Regions from separate parts of the Homo sapiens genome. Here regions 1, 2, 4 and 5 are each linked to region 3. A link is a contact called in ENCODE Hi-C or POLR2A ChIA-PET data. All regions are on one chromosome and are shown on one strand. Each heading gives the region's core, a stretch centred on a gene start or an enhancer-like site at or near the end of the contact. The rest is flanking DNA. Distances are from core to core; before and after follow the strand shown. Region 1 holds the start of ZNF789 (zinc finger protein 789). Region 2 holds the start of ZNF394 (zinc finger protein 394). Region 3 holds the start of FIS1 (fission, mitochondrial 1). Region 4 holds the start of MCM7 (minichromosome maintenance complex component 7). Region 5 holds the start of ZNF3 (zinc finger protein 3).

The links. Hi-C counts contacts between places; a loop is a spot of excess contacts on that map. ChIA-PET counts read pairs that join two places held with the same protein, here RNA polymerase II (POLR2A). Pooled maps may share reads with other maps.
Region 1: a pooled map shows a loop between it and region 3 (8-fold over the local background). The contact joins the promoter of ZNF789 here to the promoter of FIS1 in region 3. A Hi-C loop is called at or near these places in 1 of 168 maps with a recorded cell type or tissue (CD8-positive, alpha-beta T cell), 1 of 37 single-sample maps with no recorded cell type and 8 of 50 pooled maps.
Region 2: a pooled map shows a loop between it and region 3 (12-fold over the local background). The contact joins the promoter of ZNF394 here to the promoter of FIS1 in region 3. A Hi-C loop is called at or near these places in 1 of 37 single-sample maps with no recorded cell type and 10 of 50 pooled maps. POLR2A ChIA-PET finds 5 or more read pairs at or near these places in 2 of 52 experiments (H1 and PC-9).
Region 4: a map of naive thymus-derived CD4-positive, alpha-beta T cell shows a loop between it and region 3 (10-fold over the local background). The contact joins the promoter of MCM7 here to the promoter of FIS1 in region 3. A Hi-C loop is called at or near these places in 1 of 168 maps with a recorded cell type or tissue (naive thymus-derived CD4-positive, alpha-beta T cell) and 7 of 50 pooled maps. POLR2A ChIA-PET finds 5 or more read pairs at or near these places in 1 of 52 experiments (OCI-LY7).
Region 5: a loop to region 3 is called in a pooled map, with 8 times the contacts of the local background. The contact joins the promoter of ZNF3 here to the promoter of FIS1 in region 3. A Hi-C loop is called at or near these places in 2 of 168 maps with a recorded cell type or tissue (CD8-positive, alpha-beta T cell and naive thymus-derived CD4-positive, alpha-beta T cell), 1 of 37 single-sample maps with no recorded cell type and 8 of 50 pooled maps. POLR2A ChIA-PET finds 5 or more read pairs at or near these places in 2 of 52 experiments (B cell and OCI-LY7).

What each region holds. Positions count from the first base shown.
Region 1 is chr7:99,471,524-99,474,223 of GRCh38, reverse strand. It overlaps ZNF789 (zinc finger protein 789), which reads right to left and starts at 1,334. Exons shown (of 5, transcript NM_213603.3): 1 at 1,168-1,334. RefSeq lists enhancers at 1,045-1,334, 1,625-1,714, 1,935-2,094.
Region 2 is chr7:99,498,920-99,501,619 of GRCh38, reverse strand. ZNF394 (zinc finger protein 394) reads left to right here and starts at 1,339. Exons shown (of 3, transcript NM_032164.4): 1 at 1,339-1,982. The coding sequence starts at 1,527. RefSeq lists enhancers at 1,729-2,008, 2,231-2,700.
Region 3 is chr7:101,243,659-101,246,358 of GRCh38, reverse strand. It overlaps FIS1 (fission, mitochondrial 1), which reads left to right and starts at 1,278. Exons shown (of 5, transcript NM_016068.3): 1 at 1,278-1,399; 2 at 2,220-2,352. The coding sequence starts at 1,355. RefSeq lists enhancers at 1,255-1,494, 1,585-1,634.
Region 4 is chr7:100,099,966-100,102,665 of GRCh38, reverse strand. MCM7 (minichromosome maintenance complex component 7) reads left to right here and starts at 1,269. Exons shown (of 15, transcript NM_005916.5): 1 at 1,269-1,402; 2 at 2,573-2,652. The coding sequence starts at 1,372. AP4M1 (adaptor related protein complex 4 subunit mu 1) reads right to left here and starts at 1,023. Exons shown (of 15, transcript NM_004722.4): 1 at 894-1,023; 2 at 698-786. The coding sequence starts at 951. RefSeq lists enhancers at 945-994, 1,017-1,569, 1,915-2,074 and a silencer at 1,705-1,804.
Region 5 is chr7:100,080,461-100,083,160 of GRCh38, reverse strand. It overlaps ZNF3 (zinc finger protein 3), which reads left to right and starts at 1,438. Exons shown (of 6, transcript NM_032924.5): 1 at 1,438-1,526. RefSeq lists a silencer at 1,030-1,109 and enhancers at 212-1,193, 1,350-1,499.

The DNA of each region.
Region 1 (2,700 bases), core at 85-2,584, 1.8 Mb after region 3:
TCCAAGACAATTCTTCTTCCAATGTGGCCCAGGGAAGCCAAGAGATTGGACACCCCTGCACTATATTTACTGAATGTGTTTGTGAAGGCTGTGCATCTGAATGTCAGACTTGCTAATGAAAAATTAAATGGAGTCCATGTTTTGGGTACGGCCCTAGGCCAACCACCCACAGCCATGTAAGGCATTTAAAATACATTGATTTCTCCCTTGAGTTCAGGAGTTGGAGACTGCAATGAGCTATGATGGCACCACTACACTCCACCCTGGGTGACAGAGCAAGACCCTGTCTCTCTTAAAAACAACAGGCCGGGCGTGGTGGCTCACACCTGTAAATCCCAGCACTTTGGGAGGCCGAGGCGGGCGGATCATGAGGTCAGGAGTTCAAGACCAGCCTGGCCAACATAGTGAAACCCAGTCTCCACTAAAAATACAAAAATTAGCCGGGCATGGTGGCGCGTGCCTGTAGTCCCCGCTACTCGAGAGGCTGAGGCAGGAGAATCGCTTGAACCCGGGAGTTGGAGGTTGCAGTGAGTCGAGATTGGCCCATTGTACTCCAAACTGGGCAACAGAGTAACACTTCGTCTCAAACACAACAGCAACAACAATTCCTTATTTCCCTGAAAAGTGTGCGCTGACCAGGAAAGAAGCTTTTTTCTCGTCCGCATGATAAACTGAACCAATCAGCTACAGATGCGAGGCTGATCCAGCTCGACTTACCCTAGAAGGAATGCAAGTTGATAATGGCCAATTACAATCAAGATCACTGCACTTCCTCATTTAGCTTTCCAAGCTGCCATTGGAACAATTTGCCAGCTGTTCCTCTGCATGCACAATAAACTCTTAAAACTTTAACTGGAGGGGACTGTTAACTTTTGACAAAATCCAAAATGCCGCTTCACAATCACGTGAACACCTTCCACTAACAACCACGGCTCATCTCCCACTCTAACAAAACCAAGTCCAGGCGTTCACCATCCATTCATTCTTCGGACTTTGCTCCTCTCGCTGCCGAAGACTTGACACCGCCAAAAATACTCAAAAGCTGGTGCCACAGGCCCCGAGAGCCGCCGCACAAACCCGGAGCGTCCCCTGCGAGCCGGGGGTGTGCGCAGTGGCCTACCCCCCGCACCCACGCCCCCCACAACACTCGTTTCCTTCTCCCCAAACCTGCTGACGGCTCCGAATCTCCGCCAAGCCGCCTCCACCAGGGGCTGGGCTCTCCTCTCGGGGTTCCCGGGCCTGACCCGAGGTCTGTCTGGTCCGCGCCCCTCGGCGAATCACCCCTTACCGGAGGAACAGACACAACCACTCTGGCAGCCTCAGAGCCTCTCGCTGGCTCCACCTGCGCGCGCCGAGCGAAGCGTCCCAGCCAGCGGCCCCTCTAGGACCGCGGAGGCTTCACGACTCTCTTGTCAGACAAAGAGAGTGGCGCCCGCGCGAGTGGGCCCGAACCAATCAACGGCCGCCCTCCCCGCCCAGGCCAATCAACGGCCGGAGACAGCACCGAGAGAGTCACGTGATGGACAGGGCCCCGCCCCTCCTGTTTAATCGTAACATAATTTAGAATTATTCTATGATTCAAGAGCGACACAATTCGTTTCTTTGGCTGTGTGTTTGTGGAGGGGAGTAAGGTTATCAGATAAAAGAAGAAAAATGGGCCAGGCGCGGTGGCTTACGCCTGTAATCCCAGCACTTTGGGAGGCAGAGGCCGGCGGATCAGGTCAAGAGATTTAGATCATCCTGGCCAACATGGTGAAACCCCTTCTCTACTAAAAATACAAAAAAATTGCCGGGCGCGGTGGCTCACGCCTGTAATCCCAGCACTCTGGGAGGCCGAGGCGGGTGGATCACCTGAGGTCGGGAGTTCGATACCAGCCTGACCAACAATGGAGAAACCCGTCTCTACTAAAAATACAAATAAAATTAGCCGGGCATGGTGGTGCCTGCCTGTAACCCCGGCTACTCGGGAGGCTGAGGCAGGAGAAGCGCTTGAACCCGGGAGGCGGAGGTTGCGGTGAGCCGAGATTGCGCCACCGCACTCCAGCCTGGGTGACAGAGCGAGACTCCGTCTCAAAAAAAAAAAAAAAAAAAAAAAAATTAGCTGGGCATGGTGGCGGCGTGCCTGTAGTGCCAGCTACTCGGGAGGCTGAGGCAGGAGAATCACTTGAACTCGGGAGGCGGAGCTTGCAGTGAGCCGAGATCCCACCACTGCACTCCAGACTGGCGACAGAGCGAGACTCTGTCTCAAAAAAAAAAAAAAGAATATTAGATCTTAATTAAAAGGATAATTGTGTGGCTTATGTAAATTACCCCCAAAATACAGTTTTAATGTGAGTAAGGGGTTAATTTTTTTTCTTTTTTTTTTGAGACAGTCTCGCTCTCGCCCAGGCTGGAGTGCAGTGGCGCGATCTCGGCTCACTGCAAGCTCCGCCTCCCGGGTTCACGCCATTCTCCTGCGTCAGCCTCCTGAGTAGCTGGGACTACAGGCGCCCGCTACCACTCCCGGCTAATTTTTTTTGTGTGTGTGTTTTTAGTAGAGACGGGGTTTCACCATTTTGGCCAGGCTGGTCTCGAACTCCTGACCTCAAGTGATCCGCCTGCCTTGGCCTCCCAAGTTTTGTTTGTTTTTTATTTCTTCTAAACAAAACAAAACAAACAGGATACACGTGCAGAACGTGCAGGTTTGTTACATGTGCCATG
Region 2 (2,700 bases), core at 90-2,589, 1.7 Mb after region 3:
GACTTCAAGAATGCAGCCTCCGACCTTCACTGTGTTACAGCTCTTAAAGATGGCACGGACCCAAAGAGTGAGTAGCAGCAAGATTTATTGTGAAGAGCGAAAGAACAAACCTTCCACAGCATGGCAGAGCACTCCAGCCGGTTGCCTCCGCTGACTGGGGTGGGAGCTTTTAGTCTCTTATTTGTCCCCTCCCATGTCCGTTTCTGTCGTATCAGAACGCCCTTTTTTCCATCCTCCCTGCGATTGGCTGCTTTTAGAATCCTGCTGATTGGTCCATTTTACAGAGCGCTGATTGGTGCATTTTACAAACCTCTTGCTAGCTACAGAGCGCTGATTGGTGCATTTTTACAAACCTCTTGTAAGACAGAAAAGTTGTCCAAGTCCCCACTGGACCCAGGAAGTCCAACTAGCTTCACCTCTCACTGGGACTACAGGTGTGCACCACCACACCCAGCTAATTTTTTATTTTTTGTAGACATTGGGGTCTCCAATTCTTGGCTTCAAGCGATCTTCCCCCCTCAGCCTCCCAAAATGCTGGGATTACAGGCATACGCCACTGAGCCAGGCCAGGACACATCTTTGAGCCTCAATTTCCTCATCTTTTTTGTTTGTTTGTTAGGATCAAAGTCGTTAACATCTGATGTACATGGAAGCACTTAGTTTTAAAAAAAAAACAAAACTTTTTCCAACTGGGCGCAGCGGCTCACGCCTGTAATCCAGCACTTTGGGAGGCCGGGGCAGGCGGATCACGAGGTCAGGAGTTCCAGACCAGCCTGACCAACATGGTGAAACCCCATCTCTACTAAAATACAGAAAGTAGCCGGGCATGGTGGCGCGCGCCTGTAGTCCAAGCTACTCAGGAGGCTAAGACAGCCTGGCGACAGAGCGAGAGTCCGCCTGAAAAAAGAAAAAAAAACAACTTTGTCCAACCTGGGCAATATAATGAAACCCCATCCCCACAGAAAAATTAATAAACCGGGCGTGGTCGCGCGCACCTGTAGTCCTAGATACTTGGGAGGCTGAAGCTGGAGAATTGCTTGAACCCGGGAGACAGAAGTTGCAGTGAGCCGAAATCGCGCCACTGCAGTCCAGCCTGGGCGACAGAGCCAGACCCTGTCTATTTAATCCTGAAGGTTCCCGCCCTTGCCGGAGCTCGGCCACCGGCTCGGACGCCCGTATTTCCTCGGGATGCGGGAAACCGTCAAGACCCTCTGCGTCGGGCGGGGCTAGGACGATAAACCAGCGAGATGCACCTCACCCCATCAGGCGCCTAGAGAGGCCCCGGAAATGCAGGGAAAGGTGCCGCAAGGCCTCGATGACGCGCTTCCGGCACGGGATGTTTTCGGTTGTTTGACCGAGAGAGTTGTAGGCGCAAAGCTGAGGAAAGGAGAGTGTGGAGAGGGGCCTGGTGTGGTGGGGCCCGGTGTTTGGGACCGGAGGGTGTTGACGGCTGATGAGTTCCTTGGGTTTGCTCTTTCTTCACCTGAAAAGAAGACTCCAGGAAGGGCAGCACATGCCGGAGAAAGATGAATTCCAGCTTGACCGCCCAGAGGCGCGGCAGTGACGCCGAGTTGGGACCCTGGGTGATGGCTGCGAGGTCCAAGGACGCGGCGCCGTCCCAACGCGACGGACTTTTGCCCGTGAAAGTGGAGGAAGACTCACCCGGAAGTTGGGAGCCCAACTATCCCGCGGCTTCGCCGGACCCCGAAACTTCTCGACTGCACTTTAGGCAGCTGCGTTACCAGGAGGTGGCTGGACCGGAAGAGGCGCTGAGCCGGCTCCGAGAACTCTGTCGTCGGTGGCTGAGACCCGAGCTGCTCTCCAAGGAGCAGATCCTGGAGCTGCTGGTGCTGGAGCAGTTCCTCACCATCCTGCCCGAGGAGCTTCAAGCCTGGGTGCGAGAGCACTGCCCAGAGAGCGGGGAGGAGGCGGTGGCCGTGGTGCGGGCTCTGCAGCGAGCGCTCGATGGAACCTCATCCCAGGTGAGAAGCGAAAGGCCTGTTCTGGAGGTGGGAGTGTGGAAAATAGGCGTTTAGGGGTGCTCTGCGTTTCGGAACTTACTTCCTTATTACATTTCGTGTGAACATTGGGGTGTGTATGGACTTCCTTTCTGTAGGCCACAGTGACAGATCCATCCAGGAAATGACTTGTTATAGACCTCAGCATAAAGCGAACACGGATTACTGGTTTTCTTTCTTTTTCTTTTCTTTTTTTTTTTTTTCTTGTTGTTCTTGCTGTTGTTTGAGATGGAGTTTCACTCTTGTTGCCCAGGCTGGAGTGCAATGGCGCGATCTCGGCTCGCTGCAACCTCTGACTCCCGGGTTCAAGCGATTCTCCTGCCTCAGTCTCCCGAGTAGCTGGGATTACAGGCGCCCGCCACCACGCCCGGCTAATTTTTGTATTTTTAGTAGAGACGGGGTTTCACTGTGTTGGCCAGGCTGGTCTCGAACTCCTGACCTCAGGTGATCCGCCCGCCTCGGCCTCCCAAAATGCTGGGATTACAGGCGTGAGCCACCGCGCCCGGCCTTGTTTACTTTTAATCTGTATCATATTTCCATTCCCATACATCACAGTGATATAAGTTAAAGAAATATTTTGCTCCTACCTACCTCCAAAATTAGTGTAAATAGTCCACAGAAAGGCTTTTCAGGATTACAAGAGAATGTCAGCCTCTATCTCTGATCTCTCCAAACTCCCTTG
Region 3 (2,700 bases), core at 29-2,528:
CCACAGAATGAGACCCTGTCTCTAAAAAATAATAAAAATTAAAGGGGCTTTGCAAACGCGGAAGGTGTCTGGATGATTATCCCCTGCATGTGCAGTGCCTTGTTTACAATTAATTTGCTTTTTCCGTGTTTATTCAACAAATATTTATTGAGCCCTCACTCTCTGCCAAGCCCTGTGCTAGATGCTGGATAAGCAAGGTAAGTCTCTGCCCTCAAGGAACTTACACTCCAATGTGACTCAAGGGGAAAAGAATTTGAAAGTTGCTACTTACCCAGTCCCCTCACTGCACAGAAACTGAAGCCAGAGGTGTCCACACCTTTCTCCTTCCCATGCTCTGATAGCTCCTCACTGCTAAGCTCCCCATTGCCCGTGACCCCATGTGGCAGGTTTCCCGCCTGGGGTGCACTCCCAAAATGGTTTATGTAAATAATATTGAAAATTGGACCTTCTCTGCCAATAATGGGGCCGTTGCTTTTTGAAAAACTTCCCGTTGATAGTGTCTCCTATGACTACCCCTGTGTGGCTGTGTGGTTTACAGATCCAGTTGCCTCTGCTCTTGCATTGTGAGAGTCAGCAGAGGCCCAAGAAACCCCGATACTAGTTTGCTGCTGTTGGTGGGTTTTTTGAGACAAGGTCTCTGTCGCTCAAGCTGGAGTGCAGTGGCGCGATAACTCACTGCAGCCTCGAACTCCCGGACTCAAGCGATCCTCCTGCCTCAGCCGCCCCAGTAGCTGGGAGTACAGGTGCACGCCACCACGCCGGTTGATTTTTTTAAAAATTTTGTAGAGATAGGGTCTCGCTATGTTGCTCAGGCTGGTCTTGAACTCCTGGCCTCCAGCGATCTTCCCGCCGCGGCCTCCCAAGTTGTTGGGCTTCGGACGTGAGCTACGCGCCGGGCTCCCGGTTCTAGTTAAGATTTTGTTGCAGGCGATGAATAGTCACGTGGCCTCCAAGGTCCTAGATTTCTGAGGGGCGTCAGCTTGGCACCCTAATGTACTGTGATCTCTGGTCAGCTACCCACCCTCTTTTTGCTGTTTTCATCCTGGGGGCTAACCGCCAAGACATGGCCTCCAGTTTCCCTAGGGAAGCCTCCACAGAGGAAGGCACCGGCTGAGGCACCTGGGAAGACCAACCTGGGGAAGGTCTCCCTGCGCGCAGTCTGCGGGCTGGAGGGACCGGCCGAGCCTGCGCACTAGCGCCCCGCCGGCGCTGCTGAACTGAGAGGAAGGGGCGGGGCGTCGCCAGGTCGTGCCAGCATCCGCCGGACGCCGGAAGTGGTTCTCCGCCCCTGCCACTGGGCCATGGAGACTGTGGCACAGTAGACTGTAGTGTGAGGCTCGCGGGGGCAGTGGCCATGGAGGCCGTGCTGAACGAGCTGGTGTCTGTGGAGGACCTGCTGGTGAGGCCTGGCCCGGACAGAGGGAAAGGGAAGGTCGGAGGGCGGGTCCTGAGGAGAGTCAGGTAGGGGCCGAACCCTCCTCCCGGCATCGGCTTGGCCGAGGGAAGCCGAACTACGGCTCCCGGCAGCCTCCACAGCGCCTGGCTCCTGCCCGGAGGGCCTGCTATGCCGCAGAGGCTCCTGGGAGTTGTAGTGTCCTGAGCCCCCCACACCTCAGACTACGGGCCTGGAGCCCGACCGTGGTTAGACTGACGGGATCTGGGATCATGCAGGAGCTGTGAGCTCAGGGCGCTCCTCCAGCGGTGGAGGAATACAGTGACCATCATAAGGTGTCACCTATTACTGCGTCCGGCACGGTGCTAAGGCATCGCATGCCAGATCTCAGTCTTTGTAGCTCTAGGAGGTAGGCACTACTTCTATTCCTGGACAATAAAAGGTCCAGGCCCGGCAGGGTGGGGCAGGATGGGGCCAGCAGCCTCAAATGAGGACCGCGTGGGCTGTTGAGCAGTTCTGACAGCGTGTTTACTGTTCGGCCGCCGGGGTCAGCTGCTCCGGGAGCGGTGCCTGGAGCTGCCACCAGGTGGCATCTCCGCTCGGTACCGCCGCGGGGAGGGGAGACCGGGGGCCTCTGTCCCAAGAGCTGGCCCGCAGGCCCGGAGGAGCCGAAAGCCTGGGTCCCGGGCATGGAGATAGCAGAAGCTGGGGTGCCAGATACCGAGACCTGCGAGGGAAAGGGGCAGAGCCAGGGAGATGGCATGTCCAGATAGAGAATGGTTGACGCCCTACATTTCTAAATGATTCCTTTCCTCCCCTGTGGCAGAAGTTTGAAAAGAAATTTCAGTCTGAGAAGGCAGCAGGCTCGGTGTCCAAGAGCACGCAGTTTGAGTACGCCTGGTGCCTGGTGCGGAGCAAGTACAATGATGACATCCGTAAAGGCATCGTGCTGCTCGAGGGTGAGGCGCTGTACTCTCCCTTTCCCGCTGCCATCTGGGCTGCTCTGCGATGTGGGCCCCGTAGTCCAGGCACCTCTGAGTTGTCTCCGGTAGATTTACTGCACCAAGGGCTATACTTAGCTTGACGTCTCCCAGTGAACTTTTGGCTACTTACCGCCCACCATTGTTTTGCCAGACAGAGTGTAGCATGTCAGTTCCCCCAGGACTGTCTTGATCTGGGAAAGTGACTTGAGGTCACCCAACTAATCAGTTAATGGCTGAATTGGGACTAGAAGCTCCTGTTTTGTGAGACCTAGGCCCATGCCCTTCCCCCCAACACCACCACCGTGTTGCTTAGCAGCTATTGAG
Region 4 (2,700 bases), core at 20-2,519, 1.1 Mb after region 3:
AGGCAGGGAGAAGAGAGGCGTTAAAAAAAGGGAGGTGGAGTGATCAGAACCCAGGAGACCTGAGCTCGGATCCCGATGCCTCTTACTAGTCACAACAGCAGTGCCTTTGGGAGATACATGACATATGCCTGGGCCCAGCTTCCCAATGTGGAAAGGGGGTTAATTACACTAACTACCCCGAGTTGCTGAGGATGGAGTCACGCAGGGAGCTGGGCCTGGTGTGTTGCTGGCGCCCATTGACTCTTTTTTTTTTTTTCCCCACCCCCACCTACCCCGAGAGGGAGTCTCGCTCTGTCTCCCAGGCTGGAGTGCGGTGTCCGGATCTCGGCTCACTGCAACCTCTGCCTCTTGGATTCAAGCGATTCTCAAGCCTCAGCTTCCCGAGTAGATGGGATTACAGGCGCCCGCCACCACGCCCAGCTATGTTTTTTTTTTTTTTGTATTTTTAGTAGAGGCGGAGTTTCACCATGTTGGCCAGGCTGATTTCGAACTCCTGACCTCAGGTGATCCGCCCGCCTCGGTCTCCCAAAGTGCTGGGATTACAGGCGTGAGCCACCGCGCCGGGCCTCACGTTAGCTTTATTTGGCGGAATGCACCCCCCAAGTGGAATCTACCAATGAACCAGTCCTGGGAGGGAGCTGGCGCCCACCCGGCCCGACGGGACCCCGCTCCTCACCCGCCTCCCGCCACTGGTTACCATGACAACCGGGGACTCGTCTCCTGGCAGTCCCGTCAGCTTCCGGTAGAAGAGCTCGGCCACATCCCGGCCGCCACTGTCCCCGCGGACTGGCGGGTGGAAGGACTCAGTGAAGGATCCTGCGACACAGGCTGGCCCTGGGCGCCCCTCCCGCCCGGCCCCTCCGCCCCTTCCCAGCCCCAAGGGTCTAGGATACAGTCTTTGTAGATGAGCGGGTCCCCCTTGGAGGACAGAATGAAGAATTGGGAAATCATGGCCGTTCTGGAGAGTAGACAAGAAGACGGCGAAAGTCGGGCCTGCCCCGCCCTGCGGCCCCGGAACAAAAGAACGCGTGTGCGCTGGCCCTTTAAGAGCGATTCTCCTCCGCCCGCGCCAGCTCGGACCGCGGGAAACCCGGCGCCTGCACTACCCCGCCCGGAGATTCCCTTCCGACGCCCGCACCGCCTCCCCGTCACTCATTCTAGGCCCGCACGGTGATTGGCTTGCGGCTAGCGGGAGGTGAAGAAGGCCGCCTTGTCCGATTGGCCCGCACGCAGTGGCGCCGGTCACGTGGGGGGCGACGTTTCGCGCCAATTTCGGTTGGCCGGCCACAGTCCACCGCGCGGAGATTCTCAGCTTCCCCAGGAGCAAGACCTCTGAGCCCGCCAAGCGCGGCCGCACGGCCCTCGGCAGCGATGGCACTGAAGGACTACGCGCTAGAGAAGGGTACGGGTCTACGAGCCCGGGAGGGCGTCCTGCGCGGGGAGCCTCCCGGGGAACACCTGTTGGTGTGAGCTGGGGTCTTGGGGGACCGGGGTCGGCGGGTTCTGGGGTGCGCGAGGCCAGAGGCAGGGTCGAGCTGCGGCCTGGCTAAGGCCCACGGGGCCTGGGAAGCGTGCGGGGGGCCATCGATGTTGAAGAAAAGCTAGTAATCCCACCTGGTAAAGGTGTTAGGGTCGTGGGGTTGGGGGCTTGGGGGCGCGCTAACCCGGCTGGGGGCTGCACAGGGAAAAGTCGCGCCCAGGACCTCAGGAGAGTCTTAAGGGCTCTGGGCTCCCGTGCCCGCTTTCCTTCGCGCTTTTGGGCATTCCCAGGTTCCCGCGCCCTCCCCAGGCGCGCGTAGGCCCCGGGGGCGGGCAGGCCGGGGCCGCTGCGCGCCGGGATTGGCCGTTTGAGGCCGCCCTCCGAGCGGAAGTGGAGCCGGGCGGAAGTGGCGCGAGGAGGCTGGAGGGAGTGTCGTGTAAACAGTGTCCTTCCGCGCGGCGGCCGCGGAGAGAGCTGCGGCCCGGGGGGGCGTGCCTGGGATCCGGAGCTTCGCTCGGGCCCGGGAAAGGCGGCAGTGGGCTGGGATCGCGGTGTCTCTGGGTGTGATGGCCAATGGCTGGACTGGCTCCCGCCCTGGGCGGAGGAATCCCGAGCTGTGAAGCGGCTGGAATCCGGGCCCATGTGCTTCTTTGTTTACTAAGAGCGGAAGCGATGGCGGGAGCGGGGGTGGGGTGCGGTGGCGGGGTGCGGTGGCGGAGGTCCCGGTGAAATCAGGGGCTAAGGGGACCCAAAGAAGGCGGGGGATCATAGGGGTGGAAAGAAAGCTGAGAACCTTGAGACCGGAGTGTGAGGGGCCAACGGGGAAGGGCGCTAGAATTTTAAACTAAAGTAGGGACCGGAATTCCCCTGGGGAGATGTTGGATGGCCCTGTGCACTGCCACGGGCTCTTTATTCTTCGCTGGTTAGAAACAGACTTGTGAAAAAGAGTTATGCCCACTTTGGGGAGACTTCGGTAGGTTTATTTAAATGCTCATATTATTAATTAGTTCATAGGTCGTGTTTTAAGCGAAAATGGGTATCTAAGATTTGTCTTAAAGTTTGTGTCTTACGGTTTTACATTTCATGTTACAGAAAAGGTTAAGAAGTTCTTACAAGAGTTCTACCAGGATGATGAACTCGGGAAGAAGCAGTTCAAGTATGGGAACCAGTTGGTAAGTCTAAGATTGGGTAAAGGGAATGGGGAGCGGGGTGCTTAAGGA
Region 5 (2,700 bases), core at 189-2,688, 1.2 Mb after region 3:
ATGTCAAAGGAAATCCAGCATAGAGTAATTTATTGCAAAAGGAAAATAGTATTTTGAAAGTTAAGTGCAGAGTAGACAGTACACCCTGGGAGAGAGAGAGATAGAGAGAGAGTTAGTTCAGGGAGGGCTGCTCCTAAGGATGAAACAGCAAAGGCTGGCTCTAGAGAGACCCCCTTTGTAAGGGGTCTTACACGATTATTCATAAGGGGGTGGGAGAAGTGTTACTAGTAAGTATGTTCTGGGTGGTCCTCTAGGTGCACATGCGCAGTGGGTGTACAGGCTTGTTCATACATTGCATGTTTCATTAGCATCTTAAATTTCCACCCAGGGGCGTGTTTTTTACCAAGATAATGAGCAAAGGGTCAGTTTGAGGACAGGTGAAATCAAAATGCGCATGCTCCCTACAGGGGAAAGTCCCTACTGGAGAGCGCTCAGCTTGAATGAGCTCAATTACAATGCGAATGCTGGGGCTTACTGTGTTGACTGCGGTCACCACGGTTGCCGCGTCTCCAGGACACGGTCACTTCCTTGACTATCCCCGCCTCGCTTCCACCTGTAGCTTCCTTTTTTTTTTTTTTGAGACAGTCTCACTCTGTGGCCAGCCTGGAGTACAGTGGTGCGATGTCGGCTCACTGCAACCTCCGCCTCCTGGGTTCAAGCGATTCTCCTGTCTCAGCCTCCAGAGTAGCTGGGATTACAGGCGTCTGCCACCACGCCCGGGTAATTTTTTTGTATTTTTAGTCGAGACGGGGTTTCGCCATGTTGGCCAGGCTGGTCTCGAACTCCTGACCTCAGGTGATCCGCCCGCCTCGGCCTCCTAAAGTGCTGGGATTACAGGCGTGAGCCTCCGCGCCCGGCCGGTAAGCTTCCTCTTCTCTGCTCTCATCACCTGTACACGGGTTTTTTCCTCATGTCAACTCTGTGATGGACTGGAATGTTTTCTTCAGATGTGGGTAATTTAAAGGGGGCATTTTTACAAGAAACAAAAAAAACTCGGTTTGTTCGGAGGCAAGTTTTAAATCAGGGTTCATTTTTTAATATTGATGAATCCTTCAATAATTGTATGTTTACTGCTGCCCTTCGCGAGCCAGCCTGAGAAGCGCGGGCTCGACATCCCCGCGCGCCCCCGCCGCCCGCCCCCAAGGCCGGCGACGCTGGAGCACATGTCCTGAGGCCCAGGACCGTGGTCGGCCGCTTTCGCACATTCGTGGCCAGCAGAGGGCGCAGCCGGCCAGCCCCCGCAGCGAAAGATCCCCGAGTGCCGCGTCAGCGATCGCGCTCCTTGCCCTCGCCGCCTGCCAGCCGCCCTGAGTCAGCAAACCACAGAGAGGCGAGGACCTCCCATTTTCCTAGACAGAACAAGTGGGCGTTGGGGGTACGGGTGAGTGGCAAGAACAACCGACCCGGAAGCGAAACGAGGGGGAACTTCCGTTCTTTGTTCTGTCCCCGGTGTGTGGGTCTGTGACAGGGTCCAACAGGGCCTGGTCCGTGTCCGGTCCCCCAAATCTGTCGTCCCTGCCCCCAGGGTGAGTCCACGCGTCCCCGGGTCTCGCGGTGAGACGGAGGCTGTGGTCGCCGGGGAAGGGGGTGGTGTCTGTGCCACTGCGGCCCGCAGGGTCCCCCGGCCGGCCCGGAGCAGGGTTCGGGGAGGCGCCCCTCCGTCCCCTGCAGCCCGTCCTCTACTCCGCTTCCCCAGGGATCCCCCTAGCCTAGCGGGATCCTGCGTAGGGGTTAGTAATGGGGCTCCGGTTCTGGTTTTGTGACTTTAACGGCGACCCAGCTGGAGCGTTTAAAAGTTTCAGCAGAGCGGTAGGGGCGCCTCTCTCTTGAAAGCAGCTAATGACAGCGACCCTAACTTGGTATTTCTCCCAGACGTTTTTATTTGATGTTAACACAGTTATTCGCGCCCGTGGCAGGAGAGGAAGTTTATTTTTACGCAGCTGGGTCCAAGGATCAGAGAAATTCTGCTAAGCGTACGCAGTTAGCACGAGGGCTGGGAGTGGGTGCAGACGCCGATTCCAGGGGTAATCCTGCTGGAGCCCAGTGCATCGCGTGATACACCTGGCTCAGGCTCCGTTTTCAGTTGTATTAGATTCCTGGTTTGATCCTCTCTCCGGAAGTGGGATTGAATCCACATCGGTGTTTACACTCTGAAGGGCTTTTGTAAACTCCAGGAGAAGATAGCAGAGTGATGAACCTGAAACCGATGGGCTAATTAGAGGAACGAGCGTATTATTTTCTCCAGAAAAGACATCTGTGGAGAGTGGGCATCATTTGATTATACGTGTTTGATGGACAGTCGGGTGGAAGGAGAAGATTCTGTTATTGAAGCTCTTTTTTTAAAAAAATTAATTTTTATTTATTTTTGAGACTGTCTCTGGAGTGCAGTGGCGCGATCTCGGCTCACTGCAACCTCCGCCTCCCGGTTCAAGCGCTTCTCCTGCTTCAGCCTCCCGAGTGGTTGGGACTACAGGCGCCCGCCACCACCTCCGGCGAATTTTTTGTATTTTTAGTAGAGACGGGGTTCCGCCCTTTTGGCCAGGCTGGTCTGCAACTCCTGGCCTCAAGTGATCCACCTGCCTTGGCCTCCCAAAGTGTTGGGATTACAGGCGTTAGCCACCGCGCCCGGCCTTTTTTTTTTTTTTCCTTTTAAAATGTTTGTGTGTGTATTAAGGTCTTGCTCTGTTGCCCCCGGCTGGA